Linked DNA regions of Homo sapiens: region 2 is linked to region 1. Evidence: chromatin loops called from intact Hi-C (ENCODE). Cell type or tissue: chondrocyte. All regions are shown on one strand. Links, peaks and the distances in the headings refer to the core of each region. The heading gives the core; the rest is flanking DNA.

Region 1 (6,391 bases), core at 3,892-6,391:
GCTGTACACGTTTGTAGCCTAGGGGCAATAGGCTATACCATATAACCGAGGTGTGTAGTAGGTCACACATCTGGTTTGTGTCAGTATACTCTGTGATGTTCACATGATGAAATCACCTGATGACGCATTACCCAATCTCAGGTATTCTTTCATAGCAACAGTAAACAGACTAAGACAAGCTTCCACCATGTGCCAGGCACTATTCTGGTAATTGGAGATACACAGCAAACAAGACAGCTATTCAGAGTCCTTGTTCACATGGCACTAACACCCTAGTGAACAGAGATAAATGATAAGTGAGAAAACAAATAAACGAACAAGACCATTTTGTATAGTGATAAGTGCTATAAATACAATGAAACAGGGTAGTATGATAGTGAAAGAAAAAGTGTGTATGTGTACATGGGGTGTCCAAAAATTTTTGATAAGATTCTTGGAAAAAAAGCCTTTCTAAAATAAAGTAACATTTGAGGTTAGACTTGATGGAGCACAAGGGGCCAGCTATGTGAAAATCTCTGGATACCAAGGCCCTGAACAGGGTTTCCCATTTCACATGTATGAAGAACACAAAGGTGGCCTGAGGTATTAGAGATGCATTCTCCATTCCTTTAGACACTAGCCAAGTGAATGTATTAAAATTTAAATTAAAATAAAATACAAAAGTTCAGCTCCTCAGTGACACCAACCATGGTTCAAGTATTCAATGGCCACATGTGGTTAGTGGCAACCATGTTGGACAGCAGAGGGTCTATTTGTCATTGAAGAAAGTTCTAATAAATAGTACTTCACCAGTGAAGTAGGAGCATTGGAATAGGAGGAGAGGTCAGAGAGAATTACTTGGAAAGATCATGAAGGTCCTTGTAGGACTGTCATGAGGACTGTGATGAGGACTGCATTCTGCAAGTACGATGGGTAGCCTTTGGGTAGTTTTAAATAGGGGAGGGACATAATTCAATTTATATTTTTAAAGTGTTACTCTGCTATATAGAAAATGAATTATAAGTAGGGCAAGATCAGTTAGTTACTGCACTTGTCCTGGCCAAGGAAGATGATGGGTCTTTGGCAGGTTATTATAAGAGGGACAGTGAAAAGTAAATGGATTTAGAATATATTTTAGAGACAGGATCAAGTGGATTTCCTAATCGACTAAAAGTAAAACAAGATAAACAAAGGAAAGAATCAAGACCCGTTCCCTCTTCTGGGGCCTGAGCAACTAGGTAGATGGTTATGTTCTTTACTGGGATGTAACAAGATTGAGAAAATATAGTTTGGGTGGGTAGGGGATAGGTAGGAAGGGAATTGTAAGTTAAGAATTTTGTTTTGGATACCTTATGTTTTAGGTACCTATTAGATATAAATATATAATAATCAGATAGGTAGCAGAGAATGATTGAACCCATACTACGGAACGTAAACTTACTGAATTTTACAATAGAATCCCCTGACGCTTAACTATATTTAATAAAGCTCAAATGTGAAGGGTTAGATCCTTTTCCCAAAAAACTGTAAAAACATGTTTGCTAGATTTGACTAAGTGGAAGATTTATCAAGTAAAACTTAAATTTTTATTTCTGTTGTCCATGCTCTACTATTTTTCTGCACGTACAACATTTTCCTTATTCTTTGGCTGTGTTGTCACTTTCTTGAACTAGGACTCACCACTATCTGTAGAAAAGAGGCAGTGTTTATATGTGATTGCTCCCTATCCAGTTTATGTATTGCAGCTTATTTCATTTAATATACTCTGTTAAAGGTACATTATTAGTCGCTTCTTTCAGTTAGTATAGCCCTGCAGGTTTCTGCATCTCTCTAACATTAGCATTTTGTTGTCTTTGTTCACTTGCCTCTGGGTTCTGGATGGTATGGGGAGAAAAATCTACCTTCTTTCCTTTTGATGGGACAAATAACTTTTTGATTATGATTTGTTAAAGAAACCTGGATGCCAGGACATTGCCTCCTTATTTTATTGAAGAGTTCCAGGATGTTATTAACACATGGATTTAGAATATTCTTGTTTTGCTGCCATTAGCAAATGCCATTTTTTCCTGTTACAACTTTTAAAAAACATCTGCTTCCCATACCTTAAGTGTTCAGTTTTTATGATAATATTATATTAAATTTTCTAAAGAACTGAGATAATTGTGGGGGTAGGGGACAGATAAAATTGAAATATTCTAAAATTTCCCTTACTATGCTTTTCTTTTTAACCTTGATATATGCCAGATTTTTGGTTTATTATTTTAATATGTTATTTTTGATGCCAACAGATATGAATGATTTTCCAATCAAGGTTTTTCACTCCGATGTGTCCCAGGTAGGATCTGGCATATGAATCATATGTCTAAAAAGGAAACTCATGAAAGTATGTGTGCGTGCTAGGGGGCTCATTTGTCTTTGGCAAAGACATTGCTGCTCCTGTTTCCTTAATTATTAAACAGATGGTGCCCACTGCCATTGACTAGCTGCCCAACTCATACTCCTGTGTGGTAGCACAATTCTGGACATCTGACAGAGAGAAGCTATACCTTTATAGTATATCTGCCTTCTACTAGAACAGGCTGCTTCCCATGAAGCTGTTTAAAACTTAAGTCATCTTCTCCCCCTGTCCCCATAAATTAATTTTATCTCAAGGATCTCCTTTTGGCTTTTTTTATTGCTTCATGTCTACATACAAAATACAGTGGCATATTGAATCAATTATCTAAATGCTCTAGGCTGTAAATACACTTTAACCTGGAATGTCAAGATAATTAAGACAAAATTGGATTATTAAGATTATTATTAGTGAGGGCAAATGACATCTAAGATAGCCATGTTAAAAGTGGAGTATCATATTAAAAAGACAACTAGATCCCAGGGAACATCAATAGAGTTTAAGTCCATTGAACAGATACTGAATTCTTTTTCATAATCTGCCAAAAAAAGGTTAGCTTGAAAATTTTCTTTTAGTTTCTCAAATATCACACTGCTGCAGTACACGAACCTTTACTCATTAATAACTAAGGTCCTGATTTTTTTCATATGCTTTGCTCGAAGATGTAGTATTTTGCAGCCATAGACAGTCTTCTAAGATCTCTCCTAGTGTTAACCCACCTATCCTCACCTCTCCCTTGAGATTTTTCTTTATTTTTTGATGAACTATCTGGGCTTTTAAACTTTGTTAACCTTTTTTGAGGATACGGTCACTTAATCTCAATGTAATTTTACTTTCCACAGTCAAAAACTATTGTGTAATACTCATGCACTGGATTTAAATGACTGCTGCCTCTCCTTCCTTTCTTTTTATACTATTGTGGTCTAGGTAAGGCTGATTCTTCCATCATTTGAACCAACAGGCCAGGCTTGGGTTCTCATAAAGCAGACCTTCCAGCAGGAGCGACCAAAGGATGACACTGTCACCTGAAATTGGACTGCTGTTGTACCTGACTTGGGAACATCTTTGAATCAGACAGTAGAAGTGGCTGTCATTTTCAGGGACAGTAGAAAGTATGTTGGCTCTCATCTGCCAAGTAGGCAAACACAATCTTTTTTTTTTTTTTTTCCTTCCAACGTTCTAGGGAGCTCAGCCTCAGGGCTAGCCGCAGCCCCCCACACCCCGGGGCTGCGGTGGGCTGCGCGGTGGATCAGCCTCAGCAGCCCCTGCTCCAGCCTGTAGGGTGAACCGGCCGCTTTCCCAGCAAAGGAGCAATCGAGCTGAGGGTAGCGCCTCCTCCGCAGGAGGGGGCGGGAGCTCGGCTGAGAAAGCTTTCCTAGGGAGTTGCCTTAAAGAAAGAAAGCGGAATTGTCGATCACTCCAGTTGCCAGTTTTATACAATTTTAAGCAGTCGTCGCCACTCGTTTCCCCTTTGCAAAACTGCAAATCACCACCAACCTTGCATCAAATAGAAGTGGGGAGGGAAAAAAAAAGCAAATCTCCTTCTCCCTTCTCACCCTCCCTTTCTTCTCACCCTCCCTTCCTCTCTTACTCGCTCCTTCTCCCTCCCTCCCTTCTGCGGCTGCCGCTAGTCTCTCGGTCTGGCTCTCTCTCCGACGGGACTTAGCAACTTCTTATTTCTCAGCCCCTTGTCCATTTTTTTTTTTCCATCCTTTGCCATGAATTGGATTGACAGAGGCGGGGGAGGCTTTGCTTTCTGCCCCAGGGAATGGCGATTCGCGTCCTGGGGCCGTGCCGGGGAGAATCGGCCGAGGAGAAAGAAAGAGTGATAGAAAAAGAGCTGCAGGAAGGAGGAGAAGGGAGACCTCCATCTGCCGCGGGCCCGGCGCGCTGCAGCGCAGCGCAGCGCCGAGCTGCGCCTCGGAATGGCCCGGAGCCCGCCCTGCGCCCCCGGCTCCTCCAGCGTCAGCGGCTCCTGCGCGCGGGATGCATTGGGCAATTTTTGAAATCCTGAAGTAGGAAGAGACCCCGGAGGATATAAGTCGGGGGTGGGGGTGGAGCAGAGAATCTGTGAAAGATATTCAAAGAGAGAAAAGGGGAATCCTGATCGTTTCTGCCCGTGCTTGTTTTCAACTTGAGCGTGCTAGCCTTTAACTTGAAGAAGTCTCATTGGAGCATCTAGCATTCTCCAGGAGTTATTCGAAAGCTGAAACTTTCAGTGGATTGTGGGCCTGGGGAGAAGAAGGATTCCGAGGGTGGAATTGGGAAGAGCGTGCGTGCGTGTGTGTGTGTGTGTGTGTGCGCGCGCGCGCGTGGGTCGGGGCGGGGGCGTCGGGGGGCCACTGGGAATTCAGTGAAGAGGGCACCCTATACCATGGCAGTGCCCGGCGACGCTGCACGAGTCAGGGACAAGCCCGTCCACAGTGGGGTGAGTCAAGCCCCCACGGCGGGCCGGGACTGCCACCATCGTGCGGACCCCGCATCGCCGCGGGACTCGGGCTGCCGTGGCTGCTGGGGAGACCTGGTGCTGCAGCCGCTCCGGAGCTCTCGGAAACTTTCCTCCGCGCTGTGCGCGGGCTCCCTGTCCTTTCTGCTGGCGCTGCTGGTGAGGCTGGTCCGCGGGGAGGTCGGCTGTGACCTGGAGCAGTGTAAGGAGGCGGCGGCGGCGGAGGAGGAGGAAGCAGCCCCGGGAGCAGAAGGGGGCGTCTTCCCGGGGCCTCGGGGAGGTGCTCCCGGGGGCGGTGCGCGGCTCAGCCCCTGGCTGCAGCCCTCGGCGCTGCTCTTCAGTCTCCTGTGTGCCTTCTTCTGGATGGGCTTGTACCTCCTGCGCGCCGGGGTGCGCCTGCCTCTGGCTGTCGCGCTGCTGGCCGCCTGCTGCGGGGGGGAAGCGCTCGTCCAGATTGGGCTGGGCGTCGGGGAGGATCACTTACTCTCACTCCCCGCCGCGGGGGTGGTGCTCAGCTGCTTGGCCGCCGCGACATGGCTGGTGCTGAGGCTGAGGCTGGGCGTCCTCATGATCGCCTTGACTAGCGCGGTCAGGACCGTGTCCCTCATTTCCTTAGAGAGGTTCAAGGTCGCCTGGAGACCTTACCTGGCGTACCTGGCCGGCGTGCTGGGGATCCTCTTGGCCAGGTACGTGGAACAAATCTTGCCGCAGTCCGCGGAGGCGGCTCCAAGGGAGCATTTGGGGTCCCAGCTGATTGCTGGGACCAAGGAAGATATCCCGGTGTTTAAGAGGAGGAGGCGGTCCAGCTCCGTCGTGTCCGCCGAGATGTCCGGCTGCAGCAGCAAGTCCCATCGGAGGACCTCCCTGCCCTGTATACCGAGGGAACAGGTAAGCACTGGCAACTCCTCTCTCGGCTCTTGGAAACTTGAAACACTTGGCAACCGGCGCAGAGTGGAGAGAATCCGAGCGCTGGGAACTAAAGGGAAGATAGCCTAGAAAACTGGTCTAACTTCAGAATTAAGAAACTAGCAGGTTTTTTTTTTGTTTTTTTTGTTTTTTTTTTTTTGTTTTTTTGCCCTCTCTTTCACACAGTAGTTTTATAACCTGAACGACTGAAACACAATTAACAAAACTAGATGGCATGTGTAGGGTCTTCCACAGCTGGGCCAACTTTTTAGATCTGCTACACCTGGTGTATGGCTTGCCTACTCTTTTCAGTACTCTTACGCTTTCCTTCCTTAGCAGAAATTTTAGAATTAAGTTTAGATTTTAGCAATGAGTGATTTTTTTAACACATAGATTTTACTAGATTTCTACTTTTTAAAAAGTAAAATCTTTTTAATGAAATGATATTAAACATTTATGAAAACCAGTAAAAAGATTCTAGAGCAAAGCAAGCTGTGCTTGAAGGTGAGGAATTGATACACATTTTCTGGTTTTGCAGTAAGTTTTATTTGGAGAGACTGCAGCTGATGGTGCCCAATTTGTTTTTAAATATAATTTAGGGGCATACATTATTACATGCTAGTGTGTTTTGTATCACAAACTTCAACTTGGGGAATAATATGTCT
Region 2 (5,969 bases), core at 3,200-5,699, 370 kb before region 1:
TTTGTCAAATCACATTGCAGCAGGGCCAGGATTAGGGTGCAGGGAGTGAGGCAGAATCATGCACATACAGTGTCAGACCCTATCTGTAGCGGGCCAAATGATGTCCTCCAAGGATGTCCAAGATCCCGTCCCTGGAGCCTGTGAGCATATTACCGTACATGGCAAAATGAACTCTGCAGGTGGGATTAAAGGACATTTAAATGGGAAGATTATATTGGATTATCTGTGTGGGTCTAGTGTAATCACAAGGATCCTTAAGAGGGAGAGGGAGGCAGGAAGTCAGAGTAATTCCATGTGTGAAAGACTCAACCTACCATTACTGGTTTTGAAGATGGAGAAAGGGGGCCAGGAGAAAAGAAATGCAGGCAGCCTCTAGATGCTGGAAAAGAGCAGGAAGACAGATCCTCCCCTCAAGCCTCCAGAAGAAATGCAGCTCTGCCGACGTCTTGTTGTTAGTCTAGTAAGATTCATGTCAGACGTCTGGTATGCAGAACAGTACAATTATAAATGTATGTTGTTTTACACAAATAAATTTAAGGTAATTTGTTAGGGCAGCCGTAGAAAACTAATTCACTAACTTTATTTAAAATTTTGATACTGTGCTTATCATGGATTTTTTTACATTTGTTTTGATTTTTTTTTTTAGAACATTGCACTACAGTATTATTTATCTTGCTTATTGAGTTTTCTGCAGCCAAGCTGAGAGCCTCCCCCTAGGTTTGGTCCTGCAGTGCAGGCTCAGTTTTGCCCCAGGATACTTCGTTGCTGGTAGCACTGGCAATGTTAGTGCAGCCTCATGTAGAAACATGATCTGCAAATTTGTAGACCGGATCACTTGTCACTGCTCCTTGTTCAACCTGAAGAATGTGTTCAAGTCTTAACTGAGACTACAAGGAAGGGTTCGCTTTGACTCTGGCAAACTATTTATCATGAATGAACATTAGCAGCAATGTGACAAAGAACATATAAGGAAGAATTGTTCTGTGGAATACATTTTAAGCTTGGAGATGTTAAAACTGAATCATCCAAGTGTATTTCTGACACTGAATTTTATACTCTCATTTTATCACCTGTAGGAAGGACCTTTTCAACCTAACTCAGTATCAATTATTTACTTACTTTGTCTGGGTATAGTATCTTCTATTAGTTAGGCAACCCTGAGGTTAAATTCCAGACTTGTCTCATAGGCTGTCATCCTATAACTAGTGAAAGATCTAGTTCATTTTTTTTTTTTTTTTAGTTAGCAAAATAGTGTATGGTACCACGGTCCAACACAAATAACTAACATGCATGGAGAAAAACAACAAAAATAATAGATAAAACAACAACAGCAACAACATCCACCATGTATAAAGTACTCAATTTTCACATAATCCTCCAAAGAACTCTACAAGCCATGTTCTGTTATCCTCATTTCCCCAGATGAGAAAGTCGAAGCTTAGAGAGACAATAACACACAAAAATAACTAACACTTAAATAGAATTTACCATGTTGCCAGGCACTGTTCTAAGGGCTTTACTAGCTCCTTTAATCCACAGCGCCCTAATGGGCATTGTCTCATTTTGCAGATGAGGAAACTGAGGCATACAAAAGTTCATAGGCTTAAATGGAGACGTTAACTTACTTATAGTCATGCTGATGGTGAATAAATTGAGAAATAGAAATTCAAACTCAGATCCATCCAATTAAAAAATGCCATGCTCTTTTTACCATGCCAGTTGCCTCCTAGAACCTTAAACCGGAGTCTCACTAATCTAACTGGTCTCATTACCTTAGCCACTCTCCCCATTCCCTGTCATGATCATGTCATCTGCCTTTTTACAAATTCCAGGTACAGCTCTGGTCAGCTCCCTGGGAGGGGCGGACAGAGTCACTTTGCCACTGCCAAGGGCTCAAAGCAATGTCTGGGAACACCACACCCTGAAAGTCCCTTCCTCCTACGACTCCCTTGCTTGCTTCTAATCCTGGCAGTACATGTGGCAAAGGGGTAAACTGCTTTTCCCAGAAAAAAATTTATGATCCTGACAGCATGACTTAGCAGATCTTTATTGCCCTACTGCCTTGGGAAAGGTATTATCTGACCAGGGTGGGTAGTGATAATGCTTTTACATCAATAGAATCTATCACAGTGTTAAAGTACAGTCCATAGAATTTGTTTTATTCTACTTAGCAACATTTCAGGATATCTTTAAGGGGACACTTTAGAATGAAGGTCATTTTAAAAAATTCAACTCAGAGTCTATGATTTACCTGTAAGATATCTCCTTTAAGTTTTATTCAAATGTGAACGACTTTTGAGTCTTAAAAGATAACTGATTAATATTAGGTACTTTAATGACACATTTTAAATCTTTCTATTCCTAGTTGATTGTAATCTTAAATTTATTTCAAAGGGTTTATTGTAGGAAGTAAAGATTCTGTCAATTTATATTTTAAATTAATTTAAAACTAACAATGACCATGACATTTTTCTGAGATGAAACTCTTGATAACGTATGTTCTAGGATACATATTTGATTTTATATACATCAAAATATATGTTCATTTGGATGATTCTATTTCTATGCATTTAACATTTATGAATGATGGAGGATATCAATGTCATAGCTTAAAACACCACCAAGAAACAATGCAAGAAACATTGAAAAAAAAAAAAGTTTGACCAGGAGTCCAAACACCCGATGTTTGTTTCTCCCGTCACTAGCTATGAAATCATAATACTCTGGGTCTCAGTTTCCTCTTCTTTAAAATGCAGTTAATAAAATATGTCCTTCCTACTTTATAGGGTTGACTTTAAGAAAAAAATTAGATAACATAAATATAATTTGAAGAGAAATAATGTAACCTCCTCTATGTAATTTAAACTATTGAAATTTATCTTTATGGTGTCTGTTTCTTAGGGACTACATACACTCATTTCATTTACACATTTTAGTCACATCATAATTTGCATCATGCATTGTATATTTGTATTTCTTGCATATATAGAACAAGTAGCCATGACAGGAAAAGCATCTGTTGTCAGGAGAAAGTTTGACGTTTTGAGGTATACTGGATTAGGATTTGGGGGCCTTGGCTTTTGCTCCATGCTCTGTTACCTGAATGGCTACACTCTAGTTCTATTGCCATTAGAGATCGTTTTACCTCTCAGGGTGCTGGTTCTTTCCTAGGTGAAAATCAGGGGGATTGTATGAAATAGAATCTGAAAAGTCCTCTTCAGATCTATTCAGTCTTTTCTGCTGCTTTACATTTTTAGGTTTTAATGTCAGTTTTGGCTATCAAGGAGGAGATTAAAGAGCAAATGCATTATTATCTCTGTGTTTTAGTTAAAAATATAGTTTCCTAGGATTCATTTACATACTTTAAATTTGTCAGTAGCTTCATTAAACTCATGTTTAGTATAATTTAAAAATAGTTAACATTTATTGAGCATTTCCTTTGTACAATGTCCATCAATGATAGACTGGATTAAGAAAATGTGGCACATATACACCATGGAATACTACGTAGCCATAAAAAAGGATGAGTTCATGTCCTTTGCAGGGACATGGATGAAGCTGGAAACCATCACTCTGAGCAAACTATCGCAAGGACAGAAAACCAAACACCGCATATTCTCACTCATAGGTGGGAATTAAACAATGAGAACACATGGACACAGGGTGGGGAACATCACACACTGGGGCCTGTCGTGGGGTGGGGGGATGGGGGAGGGATAGCATTACAAGATATACCTAATGTCAATGACGAGTTAATGGGTTCAGCACACCAACATGGCACATGTATACTAGGTAACAAACCTGCACGTTGTGCACATGTACCCTAGAACTTAAAGTATAATAAAAAATAAATAAAGCATTTCCTTTGTATAAGGTTCTTTGATAAACACTTTTTTTACATTATATTATTTAATACTAAAAATAACCCTAAGCAGTAAATGTGATGATTAGCTCTATTTTAGAGAGGAGGAGATTGAACCTAACAGAGACTACATAAATTGCCAATGTAACACATTTGCTAAGTTCCATGTAGTGTTTGAATCCAGACCTTTGTTCTACATTACCCCATATAAAAGAATATACTTCATTTCAGTGTATTTTGTGAATTATCAAATGAGAAAGGCTTTCTTATATTAACCAAACAGTAACTCTCTGTCTTAAGATATGAAGGGCTATATTTGAACACCTGGACCTAAATATTCCTCACCCAAAAATATGACCAAAGAAAGAATTTGGAAATCCTGACTTTGAAGTAACAATGATACCTATTCTTTGTTTAGAATAGCTGTAGATCTCCCAAATTATGTGTTTTTAAAGAAATTTTACCTTAATCATGGACTGAATAATTATAGTCATATGATATGTAAATTACACATATTTATTGTTACCTTATATTCCACGCTCAACATGGGAAAGGAGAGAGCATTTACACAGCAAAATCAGTGAAAGAAGACAATTCATGACATTTTCTTTCATGGTAGAATTAGAAATTAGGATAAGGTATGAGGTTAATTGATTTATGTCTCCATGAAACCACTATGTAAACACAACTTTAGGTGAATATATTAGAGTAATGTTTGATTTTTAATTCTATCCAGTAGAGGGAGATGGCATGTTAACTATTACATTGCAATTTATATGTCCATATTTTTAATAATTTCTTACAGAATCCTAATAGGTAAAATCTGGGATAAGCAAATATTTTGATCTTTAAAAGGCTTTGGAAGTGATATGAACTTAGTTCTCATAGGGAGTTAAATCAAATAAAGTTAACTGACTTTATTTGATTGTAATAAAGTTATAATACAATACTTCAGATTTACTTGTGGATAAATGGAGAGAGTCTAAAATAATTTCATAGGGAGGTTAGAAAAGGTTTCCTTTACTAGTTAATAACTTTAAACAATTTCACCACATCCATCTTATGTTATCATAAACAATGTGGAAGGCTCTACTTTAGGTGTAAATCACAGGTATGGCAGCTGTGTGGTGCTCATTGGTGACTGGCATGATTTCTCCTTACAATGTGGAAAATAGTCACCCTCAGTCAGGATTCTTTTATCCTTGAAATCAACGATCAAATGAAATCAAATGATAGACCTTTGGCTAATAGCAGTATTTCTTTATCTTCATAAAAATTTAAATATCTTATGAAAATTATAATTGTTCTTGACACAAATCAATACTGAAGTGAAAGTGCCAGAACTTAGACATGTAGAAAAAGAAACCAGTATGCAGGAGTTGGAAAAAAAAGAAAATAAAACTTTCAATGAAGTGAAAATACCAGAAGTAGAGTCCTGGTATGCAGTAGCTCATATATTTTTTTTTTTGACCAGTTGAAGAATTTTTTTTTTTAAATCACTTTCTTGGTTCCTTCTTTAATAGAACGATTTTTAAATATAAAGTTGAGATGAATAATTTAAATGTTTTCTTAAATGGCAGTAGAAATATAAATGAGTCATTTAAGAACTCTAGACCTCATCAACCCAATTACAACCATTTAAGCATTCAGTTAACAGTCTGAAGTAAATTTTCTTCTGTCTTCCCCTCTTCTTTCTGGTAAGTGCTCTGCCAGCCTCTTCATCTCCCCAAAGGCGGCAAAACAAATACTATCAATGAGCAACTTTCATTGTTGCTCTCTAACTGAACTTAGTGCAGATTGTATCTGAATAGTTTGCCTGTACAACTTCTAGAACATTCTAGAAAAATATTGGTGAGGCTACAGGGCCTGGGTGATACCTATGAAGAGTACTCACTCAAAGGCAAAGTTGGACTAATTCACCATATCTCACCTGGGGCTACAACTAGAACATTTTATTGTTATTGATTTTATGTTTTTGTTTCTGCATGAAGCTGCTACACAGAGAAGTGATTCTCACATTGGAGAGCACTGACTCCCAGAATTTTACCATGTTACTAAGATGTTTTTAACATGATCTACATGGATGCTGTTTCTTTGCCTTCCGAGG

What was found. A loop is a pair of places that touch in the nucleus more often than their neighbours do. Peaks named below come from ENCODE experiments on the same cell type or tissue, not always from the same donor. Only the 100,000 strongest peaks of a DNase experiment are listed, where the experiment ranks them.
Region 2: it touches region 1 in a loop (3-fold over the local background); 15 of 110 quality-filtered maps call a loop at or near these places.

The regions. Positions count from the first base shown.
Region 1 is chr12:20,364,537-20,370,927 of GRCh38, forward strand. It overlaps PDE3A (phosphodiesterase 3A), which reads left to right and starts at 4,001. Exons shown (of 16, transcript NM_000921.5): 1 at 4,001-5,708. The coding sequence starts at 4,749. PDE3A-AS1 (PDE3A antisense RNA 1) reads right to left here and starts at 5,720. Exons shown (of 2, transcript NR_186033.1): 1 at 5,305-5,720. RefSeq lists a silencer at 5,039-5,333. In chondrocyte, for the core only: CTCF peaks have their summits at 3,898, 5,158 (motif pointing left) and 5,359; DNase peaks (open chromatin) are centred at 5,095 and 5,275.
Region 2 is chr12:19,990,555-19,996,523 of GRCh38, forward strand. No RefSeq gene overlaps it. Among named protein-coding and RNA genes, the nearest start is that of LINC02398, 21 kb to the right of the region's middle. In chondrocyte, for the core only: CTCF peaks have their summits at 4,603 (motif pointing right) and 4,825; no DNase peak of the experiment used is centred there.